2 separate regions of the Homo sapiens genome follow, and region 1 is linked to region 2. A link is a loop called in an ENCODE intact Hi-C map of the cell type or tissue named here. Cell type or tissue: PC-9. All regions are shown on one strand. Each heading gives the region's core, and the rest is flanking DNA. Links, peaks and the distances in the headings are about the cores only.

The links. A loop is a pair of places that touch in the nucleus more often than their neighbours do. Peaks named below come from ENCODE experiments on the same cell type or tissue, not always from the same donor. Only the 100,000 strongest peaks of a DNase experiment are listed, where the experiment ranks them.
Region 1: a loop joins it to region 2, with 3 times the contacts of the local background. A loop is called at or near these places in 1 of 110 quality-filtered maps.

Annotation. Positions count from the first base shown.
Region 1 is chr18:36,434,115-36,449,970 of GRCh38, forward strand. The region is part of intron 3 of FHOD3 (formin homology 2 domain containing 3); the gene reads left to right. Among named protein-coding and RNA genes, the nearest start is that of FHOD3, 140 kb to the left of the region's middle. In PC-9, for the core only: no CTCF peak of the experiment used is centred there; no DNase peak of the experiment used is centred there; H3K27ac peaks cover 376 bases.
Region 2 is chr18:36,525,306-36,538,147 of GRCh38, forward strand. All of the region lies in intron 5 of FHOD3 (formin homology 2 domain containing 3), which reads left to right. Among named protein-coding and RNA genes, the nearest start is that of FHOD3, 230 kb to the left of the region's middle. In PC-9, for the core only: no CTCF peak of the experiment used is centred there; a DNase peak (open chromatin) is centred at 7,396.

The DNA.
Region 1 (15,856 bases), core at 5,681-10,680, 91 kb before region 2:
CTGTGTACTCTTTTATGTTATATTATGTTTTATGTTTGCCTATCTGAAGATCACAAAGATTTTATCCTCTGTTTTCTGGTAGACATTTAATAGTTTCAGTTTTTCTATTTTGGTCTATAATCCAATTTGACTTAATTTTTATGGATGAGGTAAGATATGGATGTCTATTAATAGTCGTTCAAACACCATTTGTTGGAAATACTATCTTTTCCTGTTGATTTATATTGGCACGTAGGTTGAAAATCAGTTGACGGTGTATGTGTGGTTCTACGAATGGATTCCATATTCTGTTCTATTGCTCTGTGTGTTCATGCTTAGGCCGATGCTATACACTCTTGATTACCATTGTTGTATTGTACATTTTGAGATTAAGTAGTACAAGTCTTCAAATTCTTTGTCAAAATTATTTTGATTGTTCTATGCCCTTTGTATTTCTATATACATTTTAATAATCAGATTGTTGATTTTTTTTATTTAAAAAATCTGGGATTTTTATTGGGATTGCAGTGAAAGTGAATCTGTAGATCAATTTGCGGAGAACTGACATCTTAATAATATTGAGTCTTCTATTTATTCAGGTGTGTATCTTCATTTATTTGAGCTTTCTCAGTTTCTTCCTGCAAAGTTTTATAATTTTCAGGGTACAGGTCTTGCAAATACTTTGTTAAATTTATTCTTAGGTGTGTCATTTTTTGATGCTATTATAAATTTAAATTTCCAAATTTTATTGCTCATATATAGAAATAAAATTGATATTTTTATATTAACCTTATAGCCTGCAATTTTGCTAAACTTATTATTTCTAGTAGCTTTACTAAATAGATTTCCTAGGATTTTCTGTGTATGTAATCACATCATATGTAAATAAAGTCAGTAGCTTAATTTAATGCTTAATATTATTAGTTGAATATTATTTGGTCAATGTATATTAATTTATTTGTAACCTTAATTTACTGATGGTGAAGGGCAAAATAAATTTCACTGGACTTTTTTTTTTTTTTTCTGGTCAAGAAAAGACCCGTTTCCTTGAATAGGCAGTAGTGGGTTGTAAACTAAATGGTGAAAATGGAAGTCATTTCAAGAGCAAAATATTTTATATTAGTTATACCTGGAAGTATTCATATATTCATTTTTATAGCTATAATTAGCTAAATAAACTGCTAAAACCACTGTGTATGTTATTCTGTGAGAATTTAGTGCTAATGAAGGGAGAAGACCATCTGTATGTAAATAGTATTTACATGTAAAACAAATTATTGAAAACAAAAATAATTCTTTGAAAGAAAGAATCCAGTTAAAGAGCTGACTGATGCCAATGTTCACTATTTCATATATCAGCATTAGTACTTTGTGGGTTTCTCACTAAGTAACAGTTTGGTTTGCTAAGAATAAAAAGCCAATATTCAAATGATCAAGCCAGTAATGTAAGACTACATCAAAAATGTTTGTGTGGAAGTGTTGGGTAAATCTATGGCAAAGAAGATACCTCAGACATCGCTTTCCAATGATATATTCAGAAACTGGCTAATGATATAGAATGATATATGAAAAGCAACCCATAGAACAAATGGAGTCAGTAAGGAATTTTCATTACAGGTTAAAGAATGCACAGATTTGCTAAGTGGCAATTCTTCTAGTAAGTGTGTAATTTCATCATGTTGATATGATGGAAGAAGTCTTTTCAGCGTTATTACTGATAAACACAACTAGCTCTGAATGATATAAAACTGAAGAATTACATTTTCAACAAGAGTGGTCTGCAGTTTAAGTTTTGTACAGGATAGTGTGTTCTGACAGCATCATTGCAACGACAGAAAAATATTCTAGAGAAGCCCCATGGATTAAAGAGCTTTTAACAGAATGCAAATCAGTGCACTCCTTCCTTCACTGAGAAAGTCTGGGTATGAAAAAAATGTCATCCAAACTAAACAGTTTGCTTAGTGCTGATATAAGAATTGTAAAATATATACAGGCAAAGGTGTTAAAAATTATCCTTCCTTTTATATGCTAAAATGGAAGCTAATTATAAACTGATATTGCATGCTGAGGTATGACAGTTACCTATGGAAAAGTTCTGTGGAAAATAAACTGTGAAATAAGTTCTTAGCATTTCTTGAAGGCAAGGAACCAGCTTGTTCTCAATTCCTTAAAGATTGTTCTATGCCCTTTGTATTTCTATATACATTTTAATAATCAGATTGTTGATTTTTTTTATTTAAAAAATCTGGGATATTTATTGGGATTGCAGTGAAAGTGAATCTGTAGATCAAATGAATTAGACAACCAGATTTGCTTATTTGTTTGTTATCCGAGGTATTAAAACCCCCATGCACAAAGGAATGCAATACTTCTTTTTAATGGGATAAAAGATCAGTGGGCAGAAAAAAAGTTATCAGTTTCACAAGCACAGAAATTCTACAGATTGCTATGTTACGTCCCATGATTTAACTGCAGCGATTTGTGACGTAATGATCTTAATATTGCACATCTATGAAACATTGTCATCAAATACCTTATGAATTTAATCAAGCATTTTGAATTTTATTTTTTTACCAAAAATGATCTATGTTTAGGAAATGTATGGTAGTAGCTACTGATTTCAACCAAAGATAATTTAAATTTAGCCGTAACTGCACAGGATAAATTGTGGAACTGGCAGCTACTGAAAGATTCAAGGTGTGTTTTGATAATATAGCATTTGCTTTCATTTTGGATAAAAGTTGAAAATTAATGTTCTGAGCTTGCCAAAATTATGCTAAAACCTCTTTCCCTATTTTCATCAACATACCTCTGTGAGACTCCTTTCTGTCCTTAGGAGTGTTGCTAAAATGAAATACAGAAACAACTTAGACATATCTTAGCCCCTGCAAGTAGCTTGGTTTATCCAACCTAAAATAGATAAGTTAACAAGCAAAAGGTAAGCTAAGTTGTCCTATTAAAAACTTTGAATATTGGTATATGATGTTTTTTCTCATTGTATGAGTATTAGCTTTTTTGCTTTTTTGTTTTGTTTTGATTTTTTGAGACAGGGTCTCACTCTGTCACCAGGCTGGAGTGCAGTGGTGCCTTCTTGGCTCGCTGCATCCTTCGCCTCCTGGACTCAAGTGATCCTCCCACCCAAGCCTCCCAAGTAGCTAGGACTAGAGGGGTGGGCCACCACACTTGGCTAACTTTTGTATTTTTGTAGAGATGGGGTTTCACCATGCCTGGCCAAGTATTAGCTTTTTGCTTGTGCTACAACAAAACATGAGAATAATAGTGATCTTCTATATCGATTGGCCTATGCTTGCTTTTGTTATGTTTGTATTGTCTAATTCTTTCCTTTTTCTGCAAGTTATATATTTTCAGATTATATTTACTAAAATTCAATTTTGTGTATTGAGTCTAATGTTAAAATATTTGACATGTACTTATACATCCTTTTTTATTTCCTTTACTGGCAATTTATTTTTACTGTTTTTTACAAAAGCATTGGTCAGCAATGGACTTGAAATGTCCTTCCACACTAGTAGTTGGGAAGCACTGCATTGAGCTTCTGGTTTCTTTCTTTCTTTTTTTTTTTTTTTTTAAGACAGAGTCTTGCTCTGTCGCCAGGCTGGAGTGCAGTGGCACGATGTCGGCTCACTGCAACCTCTGACTCCCTGGTTCAAATGATTCTCCTGCCTCAGCCTCCTGAGTAGCTGGGATTACAGACACGTGCCACCACAGCCAGCTAATTTTTATATTTTTAGTAGAGATGGGATTTCACCATGTTGGCCAGGATGGTCTTGATCTCCTGACCTCGTGATCCATCTGCCTCAGCCTCCCAAAGTGCTGGGATTACAGGCATGAGCCACCGCGCCTGGCCGAGTTTTTGGTTTCTTTTTGGGAGTTTTATTTCAGTGGCATCCCCTGCACTGCCCTCCCACACACTCCTCCAGAGGCTGCCTGCAGGGGATGCCTCTGAATCTGTTCCAAGCAGTTTCCACAGCAAGGCTGTTAGGAACCTCCATGAAGACCTCAAATTGCTCCACAGAGAAAACTTGACAATAGAGGGTATTATCCAGAAATATTATTTATCTTAGTCTCAAGCTGGCTAGCATGGTGGTTGTTTTTAGAGACTACTTTTACCTTCACGCTGAGGAGCCAGCAGGCCCCTCAGCTCTCTGCATTTCTCCGCTGACTCTGCCAGCTGTGGAGTGTGCTTGCAGGTTACCTGCAACCTCCTCCTTGCCAAATGCAGGGAGCTTTTTCTTGCTGTGTTCTCCCCTTCTCTTGGGCACTGGAGGGCATTCACCATCAGTCGTTTAAAAACTTCCCTCTCCCACCGGCTCCCCTGCTTTCTCCCTCTCTCTTTCTGGCAGCTTCTCTGGCTGTGGCTTCAGTAGCCCTTCTGCCCAGATCCCTGGCCCTCCCCTCCTGCCTGTACTTCTGTCAGTCCATGGGATGTCAAATCTAGCAGCCCCTCAAACTCAGCATGACCACTGTTATGTGTGTCTGTTGTCAGCAAAACCTGTGGGCAGTCACCCGACCCAGAGGCCTGGCCATCTCCCTTCCCCACATATTGCTCAGGTATGGAGGCCTGTACCTGGTGTCTGCTGCCCCAGTGCTCTCCGTCCATGCCCTGCCTCGGCTCAGGCCCTCTCACTCTCCTCTGCACCACTGTAAGACACTGCTCTTCATCCTGTCTTCAGGCTCACTCCTCTAGCTCATCTTCCACATTGGCACTTGAGTTTTCACTCAGAAAACCAGTTCTGATCCTGGACTGACATCCGTGTGGCCTCAGGGTGAGGCCTAGACACTTTGCAGCCTGTCCTGAACAACTGGGCTCATCTGGGATGACTCTGTCTACCTCGCACCCAAAGTTGTGCTGAACACAGGCAGTTGCAGACACAAGCCATTTAGGAAGGCAACAAAACAAAATTAATCTACTAGCATCTCATGGAAACTCTGGACGAGAAAGAATGTGAAAGCTTCTAGCTAGCAGGAGATGCTAAATGGGAAAAAAAACAGTACAGCATCTTATTACTGAAAGAAGTTATGAAAAAGGCCCTTGATTTTTATTGAATGCTCCTTCATTGTTGTAGTTAATATATAGTTTTCTAAAAAGACTTTCAAAGTTCTATCCCCAACCCTATGGTTTCTTTCCCAAAAAATCTTAAGCTTTTCAGCCATGTATTTTTTCTCCATGGGGCTGTAGAAAGGCAGCTGTATTACTTGCCAACCTGGCTTTCGCTTGCAGAGGACCCTCCAGGTATGTTGTCAGAACTTTGGCTCTGCCCCAGGATTTAGCAGAGGAGTCAATGACTATTTGGGTAATGAATAAATGAATCCTCCCACACTCTAGGACTAAATCAGCACTTGTCAAATCTGAATGTGCATGTGACTGTATTAGTCAGGGCTCTCTGGAGAAACAAAACCAATAGAATGTGTGTGTGTGTGTGTGTGTGTGTGTGTGTGTGTGTGTGTGTGTGTATGTATGTAGTTACATAAGAGGAGACTTTTTATGTGATTATGAAGCCCAAGAAGTCTCATGATCTGCTGTCTGCAAGCTGGAGACTCAGGAAAGCCAGTGGTGTCATTGAGTTTGATGGCCAAGAACCAGGGGAGTGGGCAGTGTAACCTCTCAGTATGAGGCCATAAGCCTGAGAACCTGGGAGGTAGCTGGTGTTAAGTCCTAGAGTCCAAAGGCCTGAGAACCTGAAGCTCTGATATCCTAGTGCAGGAAAAGATGGATGTTCCAGCAGAGAAAGCATTTGCCCTCTTCGATTCTTTTGTTCTATGTGGTCCCTCAATGGATTAGATGATGCCCTCCCCATCCCCACAATGGTGAGGGGGCTCTTCTTTACTCAGTCTACAGATTTAAATGTGAATCGTTTCTAGAAATGCCCTCACAGACACACCCAGAAATAATGTCTTACTAGCTGTCTGGGTATCCCTTAGCCCAGTCAAGTTGACACTTAACCTCCACCATCTTAGTGACTCTTCTAGGGATCCTGTTAAAATGTAGGTGATGTTTTAGTAGGTCTGTACCGGTAGGACCAAGGTTCTTTGTTTCGAATAAGCTCCCAAGTGATGCTGATGCTGCTGGTCCAGGGACCATCCTTTGAATAGCTAAGGAATAAACTACCCAAAAAACAAGGGGAGCACTCAAGCTCGGGCAGCCATCCAATGAGCACCGGCCCAGCTGTCATCTTCTGCAGCAGAAGCAGGCGCAGGGCACTTCAGGAAGCCTTTCCACATCCGCCTGGGGAGAGCCTTCTCTTCCTGACAGAGGATGTGGCTGCTGATCTCCCACTCCCCTTCCTTATTTGAGGAGCTCCTTGAAAGGGCCACACGTCGGGGAGGGAAAGGGCGTGGGGCACTGTCCCAGCTGGACGCGCTGCCCGCCTCCTCTGAGTCTGCGTTGGTCAAATGAAGGGGCTCCTCCGGGCCTCCACGGCCCTCCCACTGCTCATATTCTGCCACCTGTGCCTGCTCCTCTGACCACCAAGCCCCCAAGGGCCACCAGTGCTGCTCCAGGACTCTGAAGATTATCTTGAGGCAGGAGTGGTGGAGGCCAAGCTTTGAAATTTTTCTTAATGAACCTAAGCACCTTTATGGTAGAAAAAACCCAATACATAATAAACTCTATTAATATCTCCCCACATAATCAACATAGTTCACATGCTTGTCATTTTTAAATGGCTCAGTAGTCGCATTCCCTTAGCTTGCCTGGATAGGCCATGTGTAGCCATTCCTCTGAGGCTGGGCACTTGGCCCATCTCTATTTTTTTTCCTCTTGTATTTTAAATGGTGGGGCTGTGACTATCTGCTGAGATTATCTCCACCCGCCACCCTCCTGCCCTGCTATTGCCTTGGATAAGCTTTTGCAATTGGCAGGGCACCCAGTTACATGGTCTTAGAGCATGCTATACTTTTTGCTTTTTTATAATATTTTCCCCAATTGCATGGTTGTGTGTGTAAGGTCATTCTCTCTTATAGATTCCTCAGTTCCAGGAGGATAGTCTCTTCCTTTCTCTCTTTGTCTTTGCAACATTCTTCGCAGCTAGAATATTGCCCAGCAAGCAGGAGCTCAGTAAAAATGGGTGAGGTGAGCAGGTATATGCCCCAGAGCTGGATGTTGAGGTGTGCTTCCCACAGGCTGCACCTGCCCACCAATGCGAGGTGAGGACCTGCATGAGCCAGGCATTGTCAGACCCTGGGCAAATTCAGAAGGGTGGGCATGAACCCTGCTTTCTGAGGAGAAAGGGGTGGTCAGTGGCCAATTCTACTTTAATGTGGTAAGTGCCAGAAAATGTGGAAGCTCAGAGTTGTACGGGAACATAGAGGATGAGGACGAGGCTGAAGCTGGAGTCTACAGGAAGTGTGACTGGAGACAGGGAGGCCAGAATTGGGTCCAGAAGGCTTCAGGAGGTTTTCTAGGAGGCCTGCTGCAGACTGCTGGACGTCTCTGTGGCTGTTGTAGTGGGCAGAGTCCCTGCTGGCAGAATTCTTAGCTTTGTGTCTGCTGGTAGGCTCCTTCTTATTTTTAAGCTTATGATAGAGATGATATGCTGGGAAACCACATGTTACAGGGAAGCTTCGCACAAACAGCTGTGCTGTGTAATTGCCGTGATGCTCCTTAATTATAGACATCACAGCCAAGTGCCATCTCTTCATCACATTTTAGACGCAGTGCCTGCCCCGTGGAACAAAATGTACCTCCTCATGGAATCGTGGACTCACTGAATTTGGTTGGTAGTGCTAGAAGGAACCTTGCTCAAGTTACAGTGACACGTTGCATGATTTTTTTAAAAAGCCCCAAAAACAAAATTAGAAAAGTCAAGTCAAATTATGCTAAGTTAGGATTTCTGACTTTAGTTCATGAAAGTCCGTGAATAAAGCTTTGGAATAGAATAATAAATTACTGATTACAGACTGTTTCCTCTATGAGTCATAGTGAGAGAGTGTTATTATTTTTCACAATTTAGAAGTGTCATTGCCAAAGACTGGAATACTTAGGAACTTCCAGACACTGGACATTCCATGTGTTCTGAGAATGCCCCCTCCCTGCTCCCCTTCTCCCAGATTCCCTTTCCCCATTGCTCTGTTTCATGTAATGTGTTTGCAAGGTTGTGGCTCAAACTTCCTTTAAGTATGTGGCATTCTTTGAGCTGAAAATAGCCTATGGAGGCTAGCAGTTGATTTTTTTTTCCTTTCAAGGTATATTCTTGATAATGTTTATCATACAGAAGATAAGATAATTTCCATATTTAGCTCAAAACTAGTGGATTTTATTCCTTAGCTCTTCATAAATAGGTATTTTCTCTGAGACTTAAAAAAATTATTAAAAATACTGGCCTTTAAGATATTGGCATTTGGACTTCTCAGGATTGACACACACATTTTTCCTATTATCTATGTTTCATTATATTGTTGCACAGAAAAATACAGGCAAATTTTTAAGCAATGAGGATTTAGTGGAATCATTTTATTTTTTAAGTTTATTTTTATATTTTAGCTTTTCATTTGAGGTAATTGCAGAGCTCCCCAAAAAGTTGCAAAAATAATATGTAGATTTCCTTATACCCTTCACTCAGTTTCCCCAAATGTTCACATCTTTTAAACCATAGTACAAGCAGTAAAGTCAAGACATTAACATTGATGCATTTCCATTAACTATTCTAGAGACTTTATTCAAATTTTGTCCACTGTCTCACTAATGCCCTTTTTCCTATTCCAAGGTCCAGTTCAGTATCCAATCCAGGATCACACATTTTGTTTCAGTTGTCACGTCTCCCTAGTCTCTGGTTTGTGGCAGTTCCTCAGTCTTTTTATTTCATGACCTTGACTCATATGAAGAATACCTGCTAATTATTTTGTAGAATGGCCCTCAAGCTTGGTTTGTTTGATGTTTCCTTGTGATTGATTTCAAGTTATACATTTTTGACAAAATGCCACAGAATTGTCATGCCCTTCTCAGTTCATTGTATATGGAGGTACGTGTTGCCAATGTTTCTCATTACCGCTGATGATAACTTTGATTACTTGGGGTAGTGGTTTCTCCACTAAGAAATTACTGTTTTTCCCTTTGTAATCAATAAGATACTCTGAAATTATGTAAACATCCTGCTCATCATGCTTTTACAACCCTTAATAATTCTTGCCTGTGACGATCATTACTGTAGTGTTTGCCAAATGGTAATTTTCTGTTTCTGTGATTCCATCTGTACTTATTAATTAGAATTCTACTGTAAGGAAGAGCTTCTCATCTCTATTTATTTGTATCAGTATGAACTCATGGATATTTGTTTTATTCTATGGATTATAACCCAGTATTATCATCACTTATTTTGTTGCTCAAATTGTTCCAGATTTGACCATTGGTAGATCTTTAAAGTTGATTCTTGTGTCACTTAAACATTCCCTCATCACATTTTTTGAATGTTCATATTTTCTGGCATCTCAAGAAGTTTCATGCTTATTTTGTATTTTCTCTGCCCAATCCTGAAATCAGCCATTTCTCTAAGGAGCCATGTTTCCTTTTAATGGAGAACGGTGTTTAGAAACCAAGATCTTGAAGGCTGGATGTGCTCATTGATACTGGGGTGTTGCTGGTTTTATACCTCCTGAGATCACGGAGCTAGGAAATACAGCTATATACAAATATATGCATATTTACTTTCCTGTCTCTATTAACAACACTGAGTTTGTACTGATGTGACCTATTTTAATCTGACCCCACAGACCTTAGTCTAGTCTTTCCCTTTTATTTGTAGCTCCTCTCTTCATCAATAAGAAACTCAGCTTCCATTAGCCACAATGTTTGTTTATTCAGTCTTCAAATACATATATTTTCAGAATTGTTAACCTATGTGTCTGTAGAAAAAACTCCCAAGGCAGGCAGATCACGAGGTCAGGAGATTGAGACCATGGTGAAACCCCGTCTCTACTAAAAATACAAAAAATTAGCCGGGGGCAGTGGCGGGCGCCTGTAGTCCCAGCTGTTCAGGAGGCTGAGGCAGGAGAATGGCGTGAACCCGGGAGGTGGAGCTTGCAGTGAGCCGAGATCATGCCCCTGCCCTCCAGCATGGGCGACAGAGTGAGACTCCGTCTCAAAAAAAAAAAAAAAAAAAAGAATTGTAAATTTTTTTCAAATCTGAGCCTTCCAGTATCTAGCCAAGATGTTTTTCAGAGTTACTTAAGTTCTCTTTCTTTCCTGCCCCCTTCAGTGTGGTTATATTATTTATTTGTAATACAGTTAGATTCACAAAATGGAGTATGTTACTTCTCATACTCCATTTTGGGTTCTCCTCATATCCTGGTTGATTTTAATTGTTTATTTTTTGAATATGTGAGAAGCATAAGCATGGTTTTAGAAATCAGAATTACACAAAGAGGCAGACCAGAGAAGTGTGAATTACTCCTCACCCCACTATCCTGTTCTCATTCCCCGCTTCTTTCTTTCTCCCCCTCTTCTTTCCTTTCTTGTTTCCACTCATCCTCTATAGATAACTAGTCTCCTTTCTGGTTTATCATTCTGTTATTTCTTATTGCACAAATGAGCAGATATGTGGATATTTTCTCATTGCCTTTTTTAACACAAAGGGTAGCATGCTATAGATTTTTTTTTCATTTTCCTTTTTTAAACTTTAACATCCCGGAAATCACTTCATATAAGTTCAGAGAGATATTTTTTATTCTATTTATGACATCTGCATCATATTCCATCATGCAGATGTATTATAGTTTATTCAACAACTCTCCTATGTAATGACATGTAGGCTTTTAATATTTTGCAATTACAAACAATGCTGCAAAATGAATAGCCTCATGCATGTGTATTTTCACGTTGTTGGAGGTATATTGTCAGGGTAAATTTCTATAACTAAAAGATAAGTCAAAAGATAAAGTACCCATGTAGTTTAGATGTTTCCAAATTTCCTTCCAAAAGATTGTAGTAAGGTAATCTGAAGAAGACAGGCTGTGATCTATGTATGTCCAGGTAGAGGGCATGACAACAGTTAGTGGTTGTAGAGATGGGCATGGGTGGCTCTGTTGGAAGGTGGGGGACTTCACTTACTGCTTTTTCCTCCTGCTGTCTTCTAAAGGCATCAGCACAGTAGAGCAGAAAGAGAATAGGCTTTGAGGCCAGTTCAGGACTTAGATAGTTAATCCATACCTTTCCAGGCTCTCTAGGGGACATATGAGCTGCTGCTTGTGGTGGTAAATTCAGTGATCTCTTCTGTTAGGAAAAGAACATGAGCTGGTGATGAGGTGTGGGCTAAAAACTTCTGGGTTTTAGGCCTGCCTTTGAGTTTTGGCAGTATGATTCTTAAGCAGGCATTTTATTTAACCTCCCTGAAAAATAAGAATAATAAATTCTAATGTATGGAAAGTACTTTTCATGGTGTTTGGCGGGGTCGATGTGGTTGGACTGAGGAGTAAACAAATTGTAAATGGAGTGGTACCCTGTGAAAGTTATTTCCCTTCTCTACTCCCTAATTCTGTTCAATTTATTTGAAGTAGGAAGAGATATTCTAAATCATTCCATTGACCATGAGGCAGTGTTTAAAATTCCTATAAAAATGAGCTTTGCTTTACCTCAATATTTGATGGACTGGCTAAGGGTAGGATTATGAAGGTTTGGGCCTCTGTCTCATCTTGGGTTTTTCTTTCCATTCGAGGTTGCCCCATTGGTGGGTTCCAGAAATCATGGGCATGTCCAGGTAGTTGCAGCGAGGCTCCCTCGCTGCGGTCAGCCACAGCCATCAGGGTTATAGTTTCCTGGATCTTTACCATAAGTAAGGTTGAAGCGGAAGTTGCCATTTTCTTCTAAATAAATTCATTGAGAAACCTTGATCCTACTCCAGGATTCTCCAGGGTTTTTTGTTGCATCCAAATCAGTAGGGCTTCCCTCCAGGTCTCCGTTGATGAATGGATTCCCTGGCCCCTGTCCTGGGTTAGGCTTTGGAGACAGGAACTTGTTGCCAGGACAGCAGATAGAAAAGGATTTAAGGTCACCTGAGAAATAGTCCACAATTAATTGTGCTGTGAATACAGGGCTCTTCCCCAAGGAGCGAGCAAGTGTTTGAAAACCAGACCTCGTGGTAGGCTGTGGTCCTCCACGGCTGGCGCTCAGGGATGCTGAGCACTGGCAATCTGGCCTTCCTCAGTGCATAAGGGCCCTGGGGGCTCTCAGAATGACAGGTCATCATTAGTCGCGGTGAAATCACCAGCAACGTGAGGAGCCAGCCACGGAGTCAGGCTGGCTTTTAACTGCTTTAGATCTATGTATTAATTTCTCCTACTCAGCAGCCCAAGCCTCTGCGGACTTTTTTTTTTTTTTTGCTTTTCCAGTGCGCTGTCTCGTCAGCATTGGAGACTGCTCCCAGAGAGGTCAGGCCTAATTCCTCATTGGCAAGTTTTGCCACACTTTAATCCACATGTCCCAGATTGAACCCTTTTTGAATGGAAAGGCTTTGCAAGTCAGTAAGGGTCTGCAAGTAAGTAGAGAGAATTGCGGGAGGAGCTGCAGCTGGGGAGGTCATGGAATCACATCCTGTCCAAGGTTGGTCCTGGAGGAAATTTGCCTGGTTTGCACTGGCCAGTTCATACGCAAACTTGGCTCGTGTTCTTGTTATCCCTCACCCCCACCTGCCCCCAGTGCTCCCTGAGCCCTTAGTGCAAATCAGTGCTTTAATAGTTGTTAAATGTACGCATCTCTCTCCAGTAGAATGAGTTATTGAAAGGTGGTCTGTCTTACTCATCTATTTATCTAGTGTCTGGCCTTTAATCTCCTTCACTAAAAACTTCTAAAATGAATAAGAGGAGGGCTGACTGGGGTAGCAGTGGGGAGGGGAAAGGCCACCCTGCATGTCCCTTGCTGGGGAGGTTGAGGGTGAGGCCAACAGCCCTTGGATTTTTGCCTAGGACCTGCTGTGATCACTTGAAAGATGCTTGCAAATGGCACCTCGGCAACTCCTTTTCTTCTGGATTTGAGATAGATCTTATATCAAACACCAAGGTGTCTTTAGAATCCAGAGACAAGGGGTGCAGTATTCCTCAAACCACAACCTCCAGGAAGAGTTGAGGGAGGGCCCTAACTGCCTGCCTCTGTATCTGTGATTACTGTAAATGCAGTATCTCATTCTCCAGGCCTTTGTGTAAAAATGATGTTCTGGAGGGACCACATTAACTCTGTAGGTCAACCTCGTGTCACTGCAAATCCCCTGGGATATGAGTATGTGTTTGAGGGACCCAGGCCAGAGGATCTCTCAGGATGACTTTGTGCTTGATTTGGGGACATGACGTGTGATTGGGCCCTGGCATGTGACAGTACTGTCTGGGCATCATCAGCTTGACTTTGCCTAATTGGTTGGGTTTTGTTTTTCCTGCCTGAGCTGGTTTTGTTTTGTTTGTTTGTTTTTTCCCCCAATAGGGTGGCAAGGCTGGTGTTGACTGTACCGAAGAACTTTGTGTGGTGTGGACCATGGGTTTCTCTTCACCTTAAGCACAGCTATCAAAAGGGCTGGGGGAGATTGGAGGCTCCAGCCTCAGGAAGTACCCCAAATCAGACAAGAGCTAGTCAGTGCCCCAAAATGGCAATTGCAACATTATTTCTAATGAAAATCTGAAAGCAACCGTAATGTTTAACTGCAACAGGTTAAGTTTAAGTACATTATCAACTTCATGGAATATCATGTAATTGTTAACATTAATAGTGTAGCGACCTGGAAAAGGGCTGTTAAGGTAAATAAAAGCAGGTTTCAAAATTGCCTTATAAGCACATTAAAATGCATATGAACAGGAAACTGGTTACTTTACTTTTCACTGAGGAGGGCAGTCAGGCAGCTGGAGGGACCAGGAGACAGGAGGACTGGGGAGAGAACATTGTGTAGACTTTTGTGCCTTTGGACTTTTGAACAATGTGAATTGAAGGTATTTCCTTTTCAAAAATAAATAACAAAAAGATGAAACAAATGTATAAAAATTGAAAGGAAATACAACAAAAGGATAATGGTGGTATTAGATGGTGCCATGAAGAATATTTTCATTTCACTCTAAGCTTCTTATAATAGGAAGAAGGAATTGGTAGTATTTTGAATTTAAAAGGCAAGTGTGAGTACACTTGTGATAGGAAGACTCTCCCTGAAATTACTAAAATGTTAAGGAAACTAGACAGAGTCCACTCTGTATTTTCTGTGTAGGTTCATAAAGGGTAGGGTAGAAGCCATCCCAGAGATTGCCCAAAACAATGGATGTGTAACTGTCATTTCTTTGGGACTTTGCATTGTATTTTTAAAATTTGTTTCAGGGTCACACATTTATTTTAACAATCAAGCCCTATTCTGCAGGCCCCCACCAGCCCTGCCCTGCCCTGCTCTTCTCTCTGTGGACCTGCCTCCATGCAGCTGGCCAGGCAGTGGACAGTGGTGGGTTGCATCTCTCCCACATGACTCTCTGGGGCCAGGCTGACTTGGCTTCCCAAGCATTTTATACACAAGGCTCCCCGCCTCCCTCTGTGTGAGGGAGGGTTTTGTTTGGACAGCCTTTTCCCCTGGGGCCCAGAATGGGGGACAGGACCTCAAATTACTCTTCCTCCTTCTGCTTCTTGCTGGGCCAGTGAGGGTCCAGTTGTGTGGGACAACTCAGGATGGGAGCCTGCTGAGATGCTGAAAAGGAGCCTGGGCCTCTGGCTGTCCCTGGGGGGCCACCCACAGCTGGTCTTGCGGTTGAGAAATTTGTCCTTTTGGCCTTTCCTTGCTGTGCCTCTGTGTCTCCTCTGGGGACTTCTCTCCTTGCACTCTCTTGTGACCAAACATGCAGCCTCTGTCCTCCTTTATTCAACCCAGAGCCCCCCAGTTACCCTTTCCTCCCCCTCCCTACTTTCCTTTTCAGGACAGCCATTTCTCGGTGTCCCCTTTATCTGGGGAGTGATAGAAAGGACTCTTTTACCCTGATGCTTCACAATGGTATTTGCATTTGAAAGATGCTTGAAAAATACATGGTTTTAACCAAAGCAGTTAATCCCTAATAGTAGAGCTTCAGGTTGCACAGCAAGGACAGGATGGAGCTATTTGGGGGCACTGTATGCCTGTCAGTGGCTCTCAAATCACACCACCTTAGAAGCTGCCTATACTTTCTGTGTTTAAAGGCAATTCTGGTTTGACTACTAGATAATTGAAATGGTACATATATGTTTTAAATATTTGTTATTCTTATGAAGTAAAACATAGGGAAGGCACAAAATATTAAGTATATGGCTTGAATAATTCTGAGCATCATTCTAATTTTGTTACATTTCCTTGGCATCCATGCTGCATATGCCCTTGTCATCCGTATGTTATTCGTGTGGGGTTGAGACTTCAAGGCTTAAGGGTACCTGCCTAATGTCTGAGAGACAGAAAGCAGAATTGGAACACAGGTCCATCTGACCCCAGAACTTTGGTCCCCATATTAACTGCTTTCCTCACTTTTACTCACTTCTTCCCCAGCTTATTCCACAGAGTTTTACTCTAGGAGATAACTAAATGCCTTCTAAAATAGCAGCAAAATATACAGCCTAAAACAACTTTTAGTGTTTCATGCTTGGCAAGAATTCTTGGAATTTAAAAAATGGCATTCCGTTCCTCTTGTTCTGATATACATAATAATTAGTTTGTTCAGTAAATTTTTCTCGATGTATTAGGGAAAGATGTTTTCCAAGTTCATTTTGATGATTGATTTATTATTAAATGGGCACCCAGGTTGGGTGAATGAACACTAAAAATTATATATGATGGTAATGATGATGAAAATGACCATATTTCTTTTTCGGAATTTGAACCATGTTTTTCATTTAAATTAAAAAAAAAATTCAGTAGGTTTTTGGGGAACAGGTGGTGTTTGGTTA
Region 2 (12,842 bases), core at 5,057-10,056:
CTTGAAGAAGCAAGTTGCCATGAGTTCTACAGCTGCAAGGAAATGAATTCTGCCAACAACCACATGAGCTTGGAAGAGGACCCCAAGCCTCAGATCAGACCACAACTGACACCTTGATTGCAGCCTGGTGAGACACCCCCAGCAGAAGACCCAGTCGGGCCATGCCTGGATTTCTGCACCATGGAAACTGTGAGATGATAAATGTATGTTGTTTTAAGCTGCCAAGCAATTTGTTATACAGAGTTAGAAAATGAATATAGTTACATACAAAGAATCACAACACGAAGCCATCTGGACTTGCTAAATTTGGTACAGAATACTCTGACCTCAGAGGTCTTTTGTAGGGGAATCAGGGAAGATATCATGAGGGCAGCAACCTTTTACTGTCTTTCTGGGCTTCTTAGGCAACTACATGCCATCCATTCAAGCTGAATTCCCCTTGATCCCCTGCCTCTTCTTGCATGATCTTCTCACACGGTCTGTGCAGACCTCTCATGTGGGTCTCCCAACTGTTGACAATGTCCAGGACCACTGCAATAAAGGACTCTCTTCCACACACAAAAGAGTGACTAATGGAGAAGGCAATTTATAAGAAAATTTGGTGTTTCCTAATATGCCAGCATCATGAGAGAACATGGTAGCTTTATCAAGATTGGGCTGAGTTTTAGGAAAAGATGATCACTTGGGTGATCTTGGGATGATCTCACCTATGAAGACAAGCATGGGCACTGGGCCACCCTTGCTCTTCTTCAGAGATGCTCTTATCTCAGTGTTCTTTGCATCTCCTGTTTACTCATTGATTAATCCAGGAGATGATTTGCAGATGACTGCAGTGGGAGATCCAAGGGCTCGGCCAAGGCCCCTCGTCGTAAGGAACTTGGCAGTGGCTTAGCATAGGAGCCATCTAAGTAAAAGTGGATAGACACAAAAACACTGTATTTGTTAGGCATGGAATGAAAATCCTGAAATCATTCTTTTTTTCCCCCCTCAATTTTGTTTGCATCAGCATTATGTTTCTAAAGATGGTTGATAAATTTTAAGTAGTTCAATCCTGTATCATTTATTTCAAAGATAGTTATTCTTTGCTTAGTCACTCAAGATGTTTGCTTTTTCATAATTCAGCTTTTTTTTTTCTTTTGAGACTGAATCTTGCTCTGTTGCCCCAACTGGAGTGCAGTGGCACAATCTTTGCTCACTGCAACCTCCGCCTCCTGCGTTCCAGCGATTCTCCTGCCTCAGCCTCACCACCATGTCTGGCTAATTTTTATATTTATTTTATTAGAAATGGAGTTTCACCATGTTGGCCAGGCTGGTCTCAAACTCCTGACCTCAGGTAATCCACCTGCCTCAGCCTCCCGAAGTGCTGAGATTACAGATGTGAGCCACCATGCCTGGCCCATAATTCAGCTTTCTAAAAAATAGAATCAGCTTAATATATAGTGTTTCATGGGAATTTCATAAAACATGAAATGTGATACTTGAATCAAATACTCATTCTTGTGTAAGCAAACAGCAGCACAAAAGTATCTAGGCATTATCAGGCTTGAAAATAAAGGAGATATGTAACGTGGTGACTTTGTTTCTGAAATCATGTGGATTACAGATTCCCTCTATATCAGTCGAAGTCCTCACGTGAAAGGTGCTTGGAACCAAGAATAGCTGAACCTTTTGTAAATTACAGTTGAGATGTTAACCTTCTAGATGTATGAAGAAGAACAGTCAGTTTTCCCACCTTCTTGGACAAGCAGATATTCCCTGGAAGCTGCATCTGGAGGCTGTGGACCGGGGAACACTGGCCGGCTGGCTGTTCTTCTGATTCCTGGTGGAGGGGCCCTGGGAGGCTCATCCATCAGGAGCCCCTCTGACTACCTTCTCTGGAGCTGTGCCTGGTCAACTCGTGGGCAATGCTGTTGTAGTACTGCTCTTTAAAGCCGAGGGAGAGAAGCACATCATCATCTGAATCATCTGGTCTAAATTTGATTTTCTGACTAATCATGCAATGAGAAGAAGCATAATTTCTCTTAAGAAGGGATTTAATTAAAAAGCACCCTAAGTGCTTTGTGAGTGCTCTCCAATCTGCCGTATCATGAGAGATAGTAGCAGTGCATCCTGTCATCTAGCTGAATGGGCTCCTCGAATAACAAAACTGATTCTTCTCTCTTCACTTTTTGTCTTTGCGGTTGTATGACCGGGCAGCAAGACACTGCAGGGAGAAACGGTTTTGTATCGTTTCTTCTCCATGTGGGTGACAGCAGGTGTGGTGGGCACATAGGGCCACTGTTATCTGACAGCTTCTGGGTCTGAGACCCTGGGGTGCAATGGCTTCTCCTGAAAGTTGCCATGCTGAGCACCTTTGAGCTGCAGCATGTAGGCTGGCCATGGGGAGGTTCGTGAACCTGGCACATGGCAATGGAATTGACAAGATATACCACCAGTGTGGTAGAATACCCTCTATTCTGGATCTATATTTGGGTGGATTTATATTTGAGTGACATGGAATATCTATATTTGAGTGACATGGAATTGTCTGAATTTGCCATGCACTTGATCTCTGTGTATGTTGAGCCCTCCACCATCTCAGCTCACTGCAGGACTTTACCCTTTGTCCTACCCTTTCCATGACTCATCTCCTGGGCAGTCCTTCGTAAATACCCTCTCTGCATGTGACCTTCCCTCACAGAGTATCCATAACCATTTGCCCCTTGCCCTTCCCCCTGACTAGGTGGTGTTCTCCCTGAGGACCACACACTTACTTGCACCTGGATCCTCTGTTTCCTGCACAAGCAGGCACCTCTTACAGTGCCTGGTGCATGGCAGGCCCTTCAATAAAGGAATCAGCTGGGGATGGTTGTCCTGAAGGTGTAGGGGGAGAACAAACCTGTAGCACTAGGATAAGACAGAGAAGTCTTAGAATCAAAAGCTAGAAGGAAAGCCCCACAAGATAAGATCTTGAGCATAGCCAGAGGCTGTCTGTGCATGTGTGGATGATTAGATGGAACTTTGACATTCTTAGCTTGTCCCATCAAGGCTGCCATACTGTAAAACGGGACCTGAAATAGTTGGCCTGGCTCTGGGCATTTGGAATAGTTTGCTGGGAGCAGTGCTGATCAGAGAGCCCTGTGTTTCTCAGAAATAAAGCCTGTCTTTCTATGGCTCACCTTCTTTTTCCTATGTAAAGGGCACCATGCTGAGAGATCCGAAGGGCAATTTCATGATGTCCTTGTCCCTCGCTTCAAGGTGACAACCTGGATACATCTGAGCTGGTGTCCTGTGTCTCCTTATGGCTTTCCCTTTTGGCATCAGATAATGTAGTAAGTTCACCCCTGTGGCCCTCTGGATACTGGGCAATTTCATCTGCTTAAGGTTTACACAACGCCAGCGCCACACGCACAGCAAAATGCCACTGGCTTTGTTAATTAATCTTCTTATGGCATTAAAAGAAGAACATGGTTGTTAGATCATGCCTTGAAGATTTTGAGTGCTGAACGACGTTCGTTGTACAGCTCTGCCCTTTTAGAAAACGGGACCACTGCACACCACCTCACCTGTTCTCACACGGGCTTCTGTGCTGATAGTCCGTGCCACATCACTGTCCATCTCATTTCTCGCACACTCACTGCCCTGGGGGTGGGTTGGCATTAGCTGGACAGAATGTCACACAACACAGGTAGCTGCTCATGCTCTTGGGAGAGGATTCTGACCCCAAGCAGATATCACTATCATTTGCTACAAAGAGGGTTTCTGGAGGGCAGATGGCAGCATTTTCCCTTGGAGTTGTATAAATAGATGTAGCTGTTGGTGATGCATGTACTGGTTGTGGATATTGCCTCTGCAGATGTAGCTAAACGCCATCTTGTTTAACTTGAATATGCTTTTGATGGGGCATTCTTGTGGTGGTTCAGGAAATATGGCAGCGTTCAGGGACAGATGGGTGTAATTGCAAATTCCTTATCAGACTGATAGGGTTTGATGGTGATTTTGTCTGATGCTCTTCGTTTAGCTGCTGCTCGTGTTATACAGCAAGGCAGTGGCCAAGTCTCTTTCCAGTTTCTAGGTTAAGATTTGGGAACAGTCTCCTTGAGTAACTTCATATTTCCACAGAAGAGAGGCTTCATTGAATAAGTGCATCTTGCTGTCTGATTTTTTCTTTAATATGAAAACCTAAATGGGCATAGGGTTCTAGGGATTTTTTTTTATATATATGTTTTACAGATGTAAAAAGGTTAAGGTGGGCTGGGCACGGTGGCTCACGCCTGTAATCCTAGCACTTTGGGAGGCTGAGGCGGGTGGATCACTTGAGGTCAGGAGTTTGAGACCAGCCTGGCCAACATGGTGAAACCCTGTCTCTACTAAAAATGGTGGTGAGCGCCTGTAATCCCAGCTACTCGGGAGGCTGAGGCAAGAGAATCGCTTGAACCCAGGAGGCAGAGGTTGCAGTGAGCTGAGATCGCGCCACTGCACTCCAGCCTGGGTGAAAGAGTGAGACTCTGTCTCAAAAAATAAAAATAAAAATTAAAAAGGTTAAGGTGGTCTGAACCTTGAAAAGGCCACTTAATTTGGAGTAGAATCCCATCGTTCAGCATCGAAAGTCAGATCTCTGACAAGGTTCCCTGCCGGGCTTGGTAGCGACAGGCTCTGTGAGGGTTCCAGGAACACTGCTCAATGTTGAAAACCTTGCTTGAGAGGGACCAGCCTTCCAAGGTAGGGGGTTTGGTCATGGGGGGTGGGAACACATGAATCAGGCTTATGAACATGGGATACATTTACATTCGAGGTGGAAGACTATGTATACTCTCATCTGTTAATGACTTCCCTTATCAGTCGTGTTTGTAATGAAAATCATTTTGAAACATATCAGACTTAGAAAACGGTATAAAGAGTAATAAAGTGAATCCTTGTGCACCCACCACTCAGCTTAAAATAAGAAGCATGACCAGTACGTGATTTGGCCTTTCCTGACCACTGCTTAAACAATTAATAGCACCTTCTCCCCACCTGGCTTCTCCTTGCCTGATGCTTCTCTGTAGGGCTCAACATAGTCTGTCAGGCTATGTGTGTTACTTAATGGTGGTTTCTTTTCTCTCTACCCCCACTAGGGCAGGGGCATCATCTATTAAATTGAGTGTCCCTGCTGCCTAGAACAACACCTTGGCACAGAGGACTTGTGTTTGTGAGTGATTGTTGAGAGAATGAGTGAGTGTAATGATGTGAGATCCATCCATGCTGGTATCATGGCTCTCGCCTGTCCATTTTCACTGCTGGGTAGTATTCCGTTGTATGGATGTACTGCAATTATTTATTAGTTCTCTGGTTGGTCCACATTTAGGTAATATCCAGGTTTTTTGAGTTGCAGACAATGCCAGCATGCACATTCTTGTTGTATTTCCTTGTGCATCCATGTGATTTTCTCTAGGATTTACCTAGGGGTAGAATTGCTGGTCAAGGGGTTATTCATAATGTTCTCATAACATACTGTGTATTTTCCAGCCCGGGTTAGAACTGCTACTTCTGAACACAGGAGTCTTGCATTCATCCTGGGTTGCTTCTTAGTAGCTGGGGCTTTTGTTCTTAGTCTTGTTCTCCCTGAGGCCCCTGCGGTGAGTGACTGTGTGACTGAGATGACTGGAGACTTTGGGCTGGGAAAAGACTTTTCCTTGGCCTATTTCCACTGGTCCCCAAGGGTCTTGCCTCTGTGACCATGGTTGAATTAGTTCAGTGTCCAATGGCTGGCCTGGCTGGACACAGGATGTTAGAGCCAGAAGGTGCCTTAGAGGCCTCCTACTCTAACCTCATTTTGCACATAGGGAAATTGAGGTCTAGAGGGCTCTGGTGACTTGCTGGTGGTTTTGTGGCTGGACAGTGATCGAGCTGTAGATGTAACCCAGCCAGAGTGCTTTCTGCATCATGAACAGAAGGAAGACCCATCTGTGAAGGATGCAAGCAGTCACTGTCTCCATCTGTGCATCACTGGGCCTGCCACATGACCATGGCCCAGTGCCTGCAACCCACCCCTGCTCCCTCCCGAGGGATGCTCTTCTTTCCCCTTTGATAACCTTGGCTTTGCAGTTTGTCCCTTTGCTTTTTCTTTCAACTGTGCCCCTTATTTCAGCCCTCACAGTCACAGCCATTCCTGTCCAAAACACTCTAGTGGTTGAGACCCTTCCCCGATCCTGAGCTGCCCCTCCATGTTCTGCCTGCTGGCCCCATCTTGCCTCCCTTCCTAAATCACAGAAAAGCTCAACTGGGCTCATCTGGAGGGACAGAATGCCTCTGGGATGCATTTGCAGTACCTAAGATTACATGGACTCACTGATTTCAAAGGAGTCTGTTTGATACGAACAAACATTGCTTTAATGCCATATGGATACAGCAGAAGTCACAGGAACAGCTTATAGACTGAATAAGTCTGAAAAACTGTCTCCAAAGTGGAACTCTCTGGGACTGGCTCTTCCTCCAGCTCCTGTCCCACGTCTTCCGCTGTCTACAGCCTGCGGTCCTCTCGGAGGCAGGATGCTTGACACCAGAGCAGTTTGCCCACAGGCAGGCTGGCTCCTGCCTGGGCTATTCCTGTGCGTGTCACAGTCTCCCCAACTCTCTCCTGCCCTGCCCAGCCCAGCACCTCTGCATTCCCTTTATCCTTTTGCCGAGTCTTGTACTTTCTTTTGAAATATCTTTCATTTCCATTTCTTTCCCTCTGCTCTCCTGCCTGCCCTCAGCCTCACTGCTGGCCTGCTTCTGTTCTCTGCACAGCTGCCTCTGGAGAAAATCTCCCTGCGGCGTGGCTTTCATGCAGCCATTGGAGGAAAACCCTAAGTTCCTCCCAGGCCTCAAGTTGTACCTCTTAATGTTTATTCTCCATAACCGTAATTTGGAACATCAGCAAGGCTCTGTGATTTCTAGACTTGGAGTACACCAAGAAAGTATGGAGTATCTCTTTCTCAGTGAGTGTTCGGGGAACACAGGGCAGTGATTGCCACAATCCAGTCTTTAGTCTTGGTCTGTGTGTTTAGGAAACTCCAGGACCCATACGCTCCTCTTCCCTGGCCACTTCCCTCAAGTCTCACCCTCCCTGGAAGAGAGAAGGAAGAAAAGGGACATCCATAGTGGCTTCTGTGGCACCTGGGGGACAGGGGACCAGTGGAGGTGTCTTTGGGCTGTCATGCCCATAGGAAGAGCTGCTGTGGCTACTGGTACTTGTGCTCAGCCTGGCAGAGGGAGCTTCTGGTTTCCTTCCCCATCAGAAATATTTCTGAGTCTCCTGTCTACTCTACTCTTGGCAGGAGAATGGAAACCGAAGCTCTTCCAAGAACCCTCATGAGTCATCTCAGATCCTTCCCAACCCTCTTTGTGTGAAGAATCAGTAGTTACCACGTGTTGTTCCACAAATCCTGGGTTCCCTCGGAGACCCACCGGGTCCCACCCACACCTGGAAGCAGAGAAATCACCCTCTAACCTCAACCGCAGAACATCCAGTTTTACCTGTTTGAGATTTTGAGATTGCATGGAGAGTTCTTTTGGAAAAGGTTCCATTAAAACGTTTAAAGGCAAGAAACCATTGTTAGAGGAGATGAAATAGTGTCTCGTTGTGTCATTCAAGGCCCTTCCTAACGTGGTCTCTACCATGTCCATGTTTGATTGACTTGCTGTCCCCAGCGTGATGCCCCATTGGGTGGCCTGCCTGCCTGGGCTTCCCACAGTGGGAGGGGCTTTGTAAGGATCCAGGTGAAGCTGAGCCACTTGGCCCTCTGCACAATATTATGCTTCCTCGAGGCCACAGACATGGTGGGTCTACTGGAGCTTCAACACATGAAGGACCTTAGAACTTGAACTGGGCTGTTTATAGAAGATAGGCAGCCAGATGTTAGTGCTTGGAACTCAAAATTCTCAGAGGCACAGTTTCCTCATCTGCAAACCAGGCATGATGAAAGTATCCTCCTGATAGTTTGGTGTAGTGTTAAATAGATGAGCATGTGCGACGCATTTGGATGCATCGCGGCTTGTAGTGAGGGCTGTGGCAGTGTCTGCCCTACTACTAACACAGCTAGAAGGGACAGGGCTGGGACAGAGAAGGTTGTGCTGGCCAGGTCCTAGAGGCCTTCCTCTGCTATGTCCTGAGCGTGTGCTCTTCAAGGGGCATGCTGCTGAAGCAGCCCTTCTCCAAAAGTGCTTGTCCTCAAAGTGGATGGTGAGTTGTGGTGCTGTAGGTGGCATGGAATGGACTCAGAGGGGCCGGCTGCTGTTATATGCCCAGCTGCTCTTGAAAAGGTCTGAGGGCCTTTTTAATGGTCTCCCGATGAGCTTCGTAAGGATCAATGACTTTGATAACTGGGCAGGTGGGTGGAACTGCGGAATCTGGAGGCCTTCTGGGAAGACGACTTATGTCTTAGTTATTGGGGAAACCATGGCACAGCCTGCCCTGACCTCCAAGACCTGCTGACACATCAGGAGGTAAGAAAACCTGATGAAAGAGGCTCCCCGAGGTATGTTTGTAATTGTTTGAGGACAGGAGTAGGGAAGGAGAAAATGGAATAGTGGAATATGATGTCTAAAATGCCTTTGTGTTTTTGAGAAATATCTTCCCCATTAGAGTTAAGAATCAGAGTGTGCCAGGATTGCAGGGCAGTGTGAAGGCCATCTGGACTAACTTCCCATCCATGGCTCCTTCTCTCCCACACAAGTGGACCTCCTGCCTCCAATGATAAGAAGCTCACCGCCCTTAGAGTGGTGATGACCCATCCTGTTTGTGGACACTTCTGACCCACAAAAGTCCTTCCTTCCCAGAGTCCACATCATCCTAACTTCCTCTTCTTGGCCCTGAATGTGGGACGTGCAGCCAACTCTAATTCCTATTGCAGTGAAAGCCCTTCAGGTGCCTGAAAAAACTGATCACAGCCCTGCTGCTGCTTCTCCTATGTGGTTTAGGGGAGCATAAAACCACAGCTAAGTCAGGGGTGTGGTTTCCTTGCCTGCCTCTGGGTAATGCTGTGCTGTTGTTTCTAAAGAGTGAGAAAAGAAGACAGTGTCTCATGGCCAGCTGTGGTTGGGACAGGGTGAGTCTGAGAGGATGGGCTGATGAGGAGCAAGGGCTGTTCCTGCAGCTGGTCCTGAGAGGAACTGGTCCCCAACAAGGCTGACTGGCAGAGGTGGGACTATTTTCTTTTATTTTATTTATTTATTTTTTATTATTTTATTATTTTATTTTATTTTATTTTATTGTTTGAGATAGGGTCGCACTCTGTCGCCCAGGCTGGAGTGCAGTGTTGCGATCTCAGCTCACTGCAACTTCCACCTCCCGGGCTCAAGCAATCCTCCCAGAAGGTGGGATTTTATAAGGGTAGCTCGTTAAGCCCAGCATCTGCCTATGTAATTGCCTTCAGTTATTATTGTTGATCAGTACATTCAAAAGATGTAGAGGACTGAATCTGTTCTGCTTAGCTTGCCTTTCCCCTGTTTTACAAAGCGCTGCTGAACCAGGTGGCTCTGGAGGCACACTCCAGCAAAAGAGAAGCTTGTTTTCCTGGTGCTAACTTGCAAACTCCAGGTCTGGCTTTTACTCGGCTCTATAAATTTGCTGTGCTTAGAAGGCCATTCAAAACACTCAGGAACATCTGCCTAAGTTTACCCCACCATGGGGGCAGAGGCCCTACTGGGCCAGTCTGGGCCACTTTGATGTCTTTATAATGTTTTTCTTCTTCTTCTGTTTCTTGTTTTACTAACTTGTCCCGTTTGTTCCTTCAAACTCCATGCCACCCCATCCCAGGAAATACACATTTTCAGATTTAAAAATATTGCTGTTATCAACAAAAAAAGTAGCACTACCAAAACAGTGCTCCCTGAAGCATTGGGCTGTGAGCTTATATGCAAGGCTCCATGGCTTGGTCAGTTGCTTAGGTGAAATATATAGTTTTCACTCTCTAAGAGTGAAAATAGCATGCTCTAGACTGACAGTGTCATCCCAGATTGGAAGATCCAGAATGAGTCCTTAGACTGAGGTTCTTCACCCTGTCTGCCCCTGGAGCTGCAAGCCCATGCTGGTATCCCAAGGGCTGGGCAAAGCTTCCATCCCTTTCCCTGGTTCCTAGCGCTTCCCCTAACAGTCACTTCCTAGTTTCTTATGCGAGAAGTAAAGGGTGAAGCTCAGGTCTGAAGACTGGAAGGTCATCAGTAGTAAAAAGCTGGGCCACTGAGGGAAGCATTCAGCAGGAATCCTTTAATCAGGTCCAGTGTTAATTGATTTGCCTGAAGCCAGAAGCACTTTGGAGAGGAAGACCCATCCAACAGCAGAAAATCTGACTTGGAGTATACTTTAAAATAAATGTGTTATAGTTACCATGTAGGCACATTGAGTGCTGGCTTAGTTGTGCTTTAATGAACAATAATTAAATTACTTAAAATATTAAAATTAATATTTTATGTGATTGTTGTAACAGTATTTAATACTACTAAATATTTGTATTTAATAATTCAATAAATTTTTTTGCCAGTTTATTTATATTATTAACTTATGTTGGAGGTTAGCAAACTTTTCCTGTAGAGAGCCAAAAGGTGAATATTTTAGGCATTTTGGTCCAAGAGGCAAAACTGAGATTATTGAGTAGGTACTTCTATGATAAGAGAGAAAGAAAATTTGCAGATTTTTTAATTGACTAAATTCAAACTACAATAGTAATAATTGAGTACAATGTTTTTATAACTCAGATTTACCAATGATATGAATGAAATTTTGGTGGGAGAAAATAACATTTCACTTAATTGGGGTCCAAAGTTAGTGTTTTCTGTCATCAAATTGATTATAAATGTTTATCTGTAAAAACCCATTCTTAGCTCTCTGGCTGTGCAAAAACAAGTTATGAATCAGATTTGGCTTATGGGCTGTGGTTTACCAACCCTTGATTATGTTATACAAATTATACAAATGATTTGTTTAGAAAATTCATCCCTCCTCCCCATGGATGGGGCCAAGGTAACTGTCTGGTCTTATACAAATACAATTTCATCTCAATTTCACAGTCTCTTAGTATTTAGAACTTTGCGACACTTTGATTTTAAACCATTGCTCTGTGTATTTGAGTAATTTTATAAATAAGTCTTGGTGACTTCCTGTCATTAACAAAAATGGATTTAAGAAGTCAGCGCCCGCTGTGCCCATTTAGGAATCCTGTAGTTGGCTGTAGACAGGGGTCACATCGCTGTACTCTTTCTGCTCTGCACACAGCTCCCCTCTGCAGGTTTTCTGCATCTGAGCTCTGTGCTGGCTCTGCACATGTGCACATGCCCTTCCTTGATGCTGCAGCCACCTGCCAGAGAAGCTACCCTGAGCACAGAGGCTCCCCACTGAGGCAGAGTGGGCCTGAACAGCATCTGGTTAGGATCAAAGGAGGGAGGAGAGTAGGGAAGGGCTTGTTCCCACACTCCTGTCTGCTTTTTTTGCTGCATGGAGGCTTCCCATGGGGTGGCAGGCAGTGGCTGCATCATACCCAGCCAGTCGGGACACACTAATTCTGCTAGCATTCCTTGCCCCAATACAAATGCCCAAAGAATATTCCTTTTTTCCCCTTACTTCAGCTGAAATACTATAATTTTTCAAAAGGAAACTTCTCTAGAAGTGACAAGAAGGAAAGAAAAACAAAGGTAGAGAAAAATAAACTTATAGAATCAGTAGAGCTTGATGCAGATGTCCTAACCTGACTGAAATCTGATGTGATCTTGGTTTCCCTTAAGTCCAAGTTCTCTCATTTTCCTTTTGTTTTAAAGCCAAAGCTTTCACTTGCTTTGCTTGTCTGTTGCATCAGGCTTAGTGTGGATAGCTTCAGGTGTAGCTTCCAGGTAGTCAGTATGGCCTGTCTCCACTCCAAACAGGACACCAACTCCCTGACTCCCTGATAATTGTATTTTTACGCCAGGGTGAGAAGCCTATGAAGTCTTTGCAGACATCCTGTCACTCTGTTGCTGTTCGCCACATACTCCAGTTTTCCAGCTTTCTTAGCATTCCTATTTGTCACCATCATGTCAGACTGTTATTCTGGGATTTTCTACTACCATTTTTAGTCACTCCTTAATGGTTCTCCATGCTGTTCTCAGATGGGGAGCTGGGACTTTCATTCCTGTCTGGTGGTAAGGGCACCCCCCTTGCCCAGGAGCCAGTGGACACCACATGGGGAACCTGGACTTCTACTTCCACCTGGTGGTAATGGTTACCCTTTCTTCTCCTTGCTGGGTGGGTGTCAGAGAAAGCCAAGTAGGCACTGAGGGCCTTCACATCTGCTTGTTTGAAATAAGGCAAAGAAAATTACCAGAAACAGAGAAGGACATTACATAATGATGAAAAGTTCTGGCCACTTAAAAAGTAAAGCAATCCTAATATGCACCAAACAACAGAGCTGCAAAATACATGAAGCAAAAACTGATAGAACTGCAGAGAGAAATAACAAATCCATGGTTATAGCATAAGACTTTAACACTCTAAACAGTTGGTAGAATAATTAGAAAGAAAATCAGTAAGGATATAGTGTAAGTCAGTAACACCATTAACCAGGATCTAATCACCATCTACAGAACACTTCCCTCAGTAGCAGAGTCACACATTCTTTTAAAGGGCCCATGGAATATATACCAAGATAGACCATATACTGGGCTGTAAAAATAAACCTCAACAAATTTAAAATAACTAAACTCATGCAGAATGTGTTCTTCAACCACAAGAGAAACAAACTATAAATCAATACCAGAAAGATAAGAGGAAAGTCTCCAATCATTTGGAAACAAACAAACAAAACACCCTTCTAAATAATCCATGGGTCAAACAGGAAGTCTCCAGAGGGGAAAAAATATAGAATTGAGTG